Regions from separate parts of the Homo sapiens genome. Here region 2 is linked to region 1. The links are chromatin loops, found by intact Hi-C in ENCODE. Cell type or tissue: GM12878. All regions are shown on one strand. Each heading gives the region's core, and the rest is flanking DNA. Links, peaks and the distances in the headings are about the cores only.

What was found. Hi-C counts contacts between places; a loop is a spot of excess contacts. Peaks named below come from ENCODE experiments on the same cell type or tissue, not always from the same donor. Only the 100,000 strongest peaks of a DNase experiment are listed, where the experiment ranks them.
Region 2: it touches region 1 in a loop (2.6-fold over the local background); 2 of 110 quality-filtered maps call a loop at or near these places.

Annotation. Positions count from the first base shown.
Region 1 is chr11:26,648,180-26,651,116 of GRCh38, reverse strand. All of the region lies in intron 24 of ANO3 (anoctamin 3), which reads right to left. Among named protein-coding and RNA genes, the nearest start is that of SLC5A12, 72 kb to the left of the region's middle. In GM12878, for the core only: a CTCF peak has its summit at 1,140 (motif pointing right); a DNase peak (open chromatin) is centred at 1,106.
Region 2 is chr11:26,742,004-26,744,940 of GRCh38, reverse strand. No RefSeq gene overlaps it. Among named protein-coding and RNA genes, the nearest start is that of SLC5A12, 21 kb to the right of the region's middle. In GM12878, for the core only: no CTCF peak of the experiment used is centred there; a DNase peak (open chromatin) is centred at 1,180.

The DNA of each region.
Region 1 (2,937 bases), core at 188-2,687:
TAGATCATGAAAAAACTCACAATTGTTAATATCACCATTTATTTTTATCAGAAAAAAAATTGGGAAGCTTTTAGGCTCAAAGTGGTAAACAAAAGTTATCCAAAATTCTTAACTTTCACTTCAGTGCTTGAACTTTTTCAATGGCAATAAATATAGCAATTATTTTCTTTAAAATGACAAGCTAGTAGTGAGCATTCTGTAAAAGACTGCTAAGTATCCAAGTCTGAATAATCATAGTTTGTCTGGCAATCATTATTTCATGTTGGAAAAAAGTTTGCTCAGTTTGTAACTCCAACGATCACATGAGTATTTTTTTTCTTTGAGACGACCATTACGCTTTGGCATTCAGCAGAAAGTGGTTTATGCACACTTCCTATTTTGTCACATAGAATATTTAAAAGGCATCTATTCAATAGTGGAGATTTTATTAAATCAATAATTATTGCTGCTTCACTGAGGACACACTGAACTTCTTACTGAAATTTTTTATGTTGGCCAAATTATGGTGAGGAATACAATCACTAGCAATACTGTTTGGTGCCACTGCCTTTAGTTATGCAAAACTACCAGAAACTTTATTCACCAATATTTTTGGATCACTAGGGAAAATGTCAATATATGAAAAGGGCAAATGATATCTTAATTTCAGTATAAAAATCGCATCGACTTCATGGACCCCTGAAGGAGATCTGCAGACCACATGTTAAGAAGGACTGCCCTCGGAACCTAGATTCAAACACGCATCTATCTGATTCTAAACCTTGAATTCTTAATTACAGAGCTATGCTGGCTTCACTCCATTCGTTGTCCATACTAGAACAAATAATTTATCATTTCACCTACTCTTTTGCCAATATCCTCCCCTCCCACTGTCATCTTCTTCCGCCACCTTGCTCCGAAAATTTCCAATCTGAATGAATCTATGCCAATTTAGCTGCTAAGCATACATGGAAAATAAACAGGGTGCTCCTCTGAATGTGTGGTGTCACTGTAACATAAGCCCTCCACATCTTTGCTTGAAATTAGTCTATATTCCTAACCGATGAATATGGAGATGTCGGGCGCTATCTACACGAAAGGCAGGCGCTATCTACATAAACGCAGAGTGCTAGATACCCAGTCAATCTCATTTTCACCTGCCACTAGGTGGCAGTGAAGACACTGGCAAATAATGCTATGGAAGAGGGCTCCCTAACAAGCCTGTATATTTTAAATCCTTAACATCTGCTTCTAGATTATTTTGAACTAAGAAAAAACAGGGTTTTTAAAACTACTAATACGAAATCCCTCTTACACTTAAATTGTGCTTTAGAGTTCATAAGATCTTATTTCAGACACCACTTCTTAATCATAAGGGCTATGAATATATATTTTTTTTTTGAGACGAAATTTTGCCCTGTCGTCCAGGCTGGAGTGCAATGGCGCGGTCTTGGCTCACTGCAACCTCCGCCTCTCGGGTTCAAACGATTCTCCTACCTCAGCCACCCGAGTAGCTGGGATTACAGGCGCCCGCCACCACGCCCAGCTAATTTTTGTATTTTTAGTAGTGAGGGGGTTTCACCATGTTGGCCAGCCTGGTCTGGAATTCCTGACCTTGCGATCTGCCCACCTAGGCCTCCCAAAGTGCTGGGATTACAGGCGTGAGCCACCGCGCCCGGCCGAACATTTCTTATTATGAACCAACTAGGTCCAGATTAATGACATGCCTTTTACTAAAAAGCAGAATACAGGATAAGCATGTCTAAGTTTAAAACTACAGAAGTTTAATATTTACTCATTCTATATTGTTAAGGGCAGAAATAATTAAGAACAGATTATCAAAAAAGTCAGATTCTACTGTTATATACCTTTAAAATGTGTACATGAATAGAATACATCTGAAAAGATGGGTTCAAAATATTAGTAATATGTATTTCTGGAATGGAATTATAGTCTCGTTTTGTTTTTGCTAGGGTTTTTATGGCCTTTTATTCTTCTGTATTTTCAATTATCTCTAAAATAAAGTAGACAATTTATTATAAAATTTTAAAAAAAGGCAAAGTTACAACTCGAACCTAAAATGTCCGGCTTCAAGTTAAAATCCTTTGACAAGACCCCACGATATGCAATACATAAAGGAAATATCCATCCCTTTATCACCTATCTGAAACAACTGAGACATTTATATCCAGAAAGGTATTTCATTGATCTGAGAAAACGTCAGTTCCTCAGCAGAGTTAACAGTGCATTTCCTCCTATTCCAGGGCTCATCCTGTTGTGGCACATGCCCTGCATCCGGATCAGCTGCACACCCAAAGCTACTCCTGAAGGAAGCAGGAGAAGCAGCTTCTCCTGTCGCTTCTTCCACACCTAAGGCTGATCTCCAGCTACAGCTCTGTTTCATGTGCCTCCAACTCCTCTCCGTTCCTCAAATCCAATGCCCTCTTACATTTTTCCCCCAATACCTTATTTAAGTAAGGAAAGAGCTGAGAAAACCTGTATCACCTAAAGCAGTGGTTCTAAACTGGGTCATTTTGTCCCCCAGAGGACATCTGGCAATGCCCAGAGATAATTATGGTTGCCACAACTTGGGGAATAGTGAGGTTACTATTGGTATCTACCGGGTGGTGACCAAGGGTGCTGCTAAACATCCTGCAATGTACAAGACAGCCCTCTGCCCTCCATGAAAAGACAGAATTACCTGATCTAAAACGTCAATAGTGCAGAGGCTGAGAAACTATGTTGCAAAGAGTGGACTTAAATTTTAAAAGAAAATACATGGGAGACAGGATTTTTTGCGTCCTTAAAACCCCTAGTTGTAAATTCCTTTTGAAAATCTCCAGTCACAGAGCTGACAGTTCCTTCAAGTTCTGCTTCTTCCCACAAACTAGCACTGCTCCATTCAGCAGTTTGATTAGCCAGTATAGGTTGCAATTTCCCCATCTATACGGTAAGAAG
Region 2 (2,937 bases), core at 106-2,605, 94 kb before region 1:
TAGTATTAATGGAGATAGTAATAATCATTATTATGACCTTACCAAGGAAAAGGGCACTGGTCATGGGAGGAAGATATGGTTGCAAAGTGTCATCCTATTTATTTCTTACATAGTAATTTAGGGCAAGTTACTTAACCTTCTTACTCTCATGTTCTGTATCTGTAAAATGAATTATACAATTTTATCTACCCCAAAGGGTGGTTGTATGTATTGCATGAAAGAATATGCAATTTGCATAGCACTGTGCCTGGAATATACTTTACATTGAATATTTATTAATTATGACTACTATTATTTGTTTTTATGAAGTACATGCTAGTTAATCAACACATTTTGAAACCCCCAAACACAATCAGTTGTACCCATGGCTTTCTTTCCCAACCTACTTCTGAACGCCTGGTACAATGGTCTGTAAAGAAATGCTATTTTCACTGATGAACCTATTGGGATATAGGAAAAAATATTAGGGTATCCATCTCTCCATCTATATATAAGTATCCTAATTTTATAATATTTAAATATAATACAAAATATATAGTACATATATTTAATGTCTATATATCATATATCTAATATCATAATATATATTATATAATCTAAATGTTTATATTTGAATATGCTTTACAATTTGCATATTAGTATATGTAAATAATTTATAAGTCATATATAGTATATGTAAATAATTTATAAGTCTAATATATTACATATTATAGTATATATAATATATACAATATATATTTATTAGAAGTATGATAAAAAATTTTTACCATGGAGTATGAAATTAAAAAAAAATTTTTGAAAACCAATTTATAACTTTCTTGGCCACAATGATATATTTAATTTCCTACAAGATATCAATTTTCCAGGACCTAACCAAACTCTTAGGAACAACATCAGTTGATGTTGGTATAGGAGAGTCACAACATAAACAACTAATTAAGCAAAATAGGTACCTAAGTGTAATATACAGGGCTTGTATAATAATAATTATTATTATAACTAACATTTGTTAAGTACTTATCATGTATCAGACATTGGGCTAAGCAGTTTGCATATATTATCTAAACCTCATAAATATTGGCTGTGGTTACTACTGTTTCTGTTTTACACATGAGGAAAGTCCCCAAGAGGCTAAGTAACTTGCCCAAAGTGGTGAAATCTGAGTTTGAACTCATGTGTTCTGGCTACTCCATACACATTAGCACATAACAAGTTGTGGTTCTGTTACTTTTCTGTTATACTGACTGAATCCAATATTTAAAACCTGCTGATGGACCCAATCTCATTTGAACTTCACAGCAAATCTTTAAATTGTAATTAACTATTTCTATGAATGGTCCGTATCATAGAGGTTGATGAGCCAAAATCTGGCCCATTAGATCACTGTGCTGCAGGTTCCTTATATAATACTTTTTCTTGTATATAACCATTGCTCTTAGCTAAAGCCTGAATTCTGGTGAGTTTAAGTATCAGAAACTTGTTATGTTCGTCTAATGCTAACATTTTAATTCCCAAGTGTAAACATGAACATATTAGTCTTATCTTTTGTTTCTGATCAATTTTTAATGTAATCTAAAATCTATGAGTTGTATAACTTTGAATTATTTGTGAAATGCAAATTCCCTTTTCTGTGTTAATGAACATTAAAGGTCTTTCCTCAGGTTATAATCTGTTGGATAAAGAAGCAACTAATAATGAACTCCTTCTTGTAAAGTGTGATAAGGGGATGGATTTTCTATACTTCTTTGATGACTAATATCCTCATTCATTCTTAAGCTCCAGCAAAAACACAAGCCTGTTCATAATAGTCACTTTCACTGCAAAAAGAGGTCGTCATCTTCTAAATAAATGTGTGATGGTGGATATAGACATACATATACACATTCCCAAAACTTCACAGTAAATATTTGAAGTTACATGGAAGCAGAAAAGGGAAGAATGGTTTCTTGTGCTTTCTGCAGTTTCTGAGAGAGATCTAGAGAGAGAGACTTGTAAATATTTTTTGAAAAGTCCCTAATCCAACAATTCATGAGCAGCAGAAATAAAGTAGAGATGAAGGCAATTGTCTGGTTCACTAAGTTCTTATAACTCCCTCATCCAAAATAATGACATGATGAAAAGAACTTGTTTTTGGCCTAAACGATCAGGAAAATTGCATGAGTATTCCACTTCACATTGCAGATTTTAAGATTATACTAAAGTTCATATATATCTATATAAATATATTTATATATGTATATGTTTATATATATATACGTATATATTTCTTATATAGCATACATCTTGCCTATCTAGCACCTAGAGCAGGAGATGACAACCTTTTCTGTAAAGAAATAGACAGTGAATATTTTAGGTTTTGTGGGCCAAAGAGTCTCTGTTGCCATTGTAGCAGGAAAGCAACTAGAAACAATAGTAACTGATTAGGCATGGCTGTGTTCTAATAAAACCTTATTTACATGAACAGGAAAATCCTATGAGGGTCACAGTTTGCTATTTCCTAATATAGAGCTACAGCTTCCAAAAAACTTTCACCATCAATAAATCTGAACACAGAAGTTACATATACATGTAATATGCTGTAATATGCACATATGTATACGCGTGTGTGTATAATATCTTTGATGATGGAAGTCCTATTCAAGTCTCATTTAATAAACTAAAATCCTTCTAAATTATTTCTCATTTTTAAATTAATTCTATCATTTAAGTATCACACCAACTTCATGAGGCAGAAAGTGTACAGACATTATTATTTATTCACTTTCATTTTGTAGAAGATGAAGCCAAGACACTAGCTCATTAGTGAGACTTGAACCAGTTCTCCCAAACCCCAACCATGGGTTTTTTTTCTTTTACTGGGTGACTTTGAAATGTAGCTATTATAGCAAATATTGACTCTTTCTCAAATAAATTTATGCCTAGATTTTACAGTGCTAT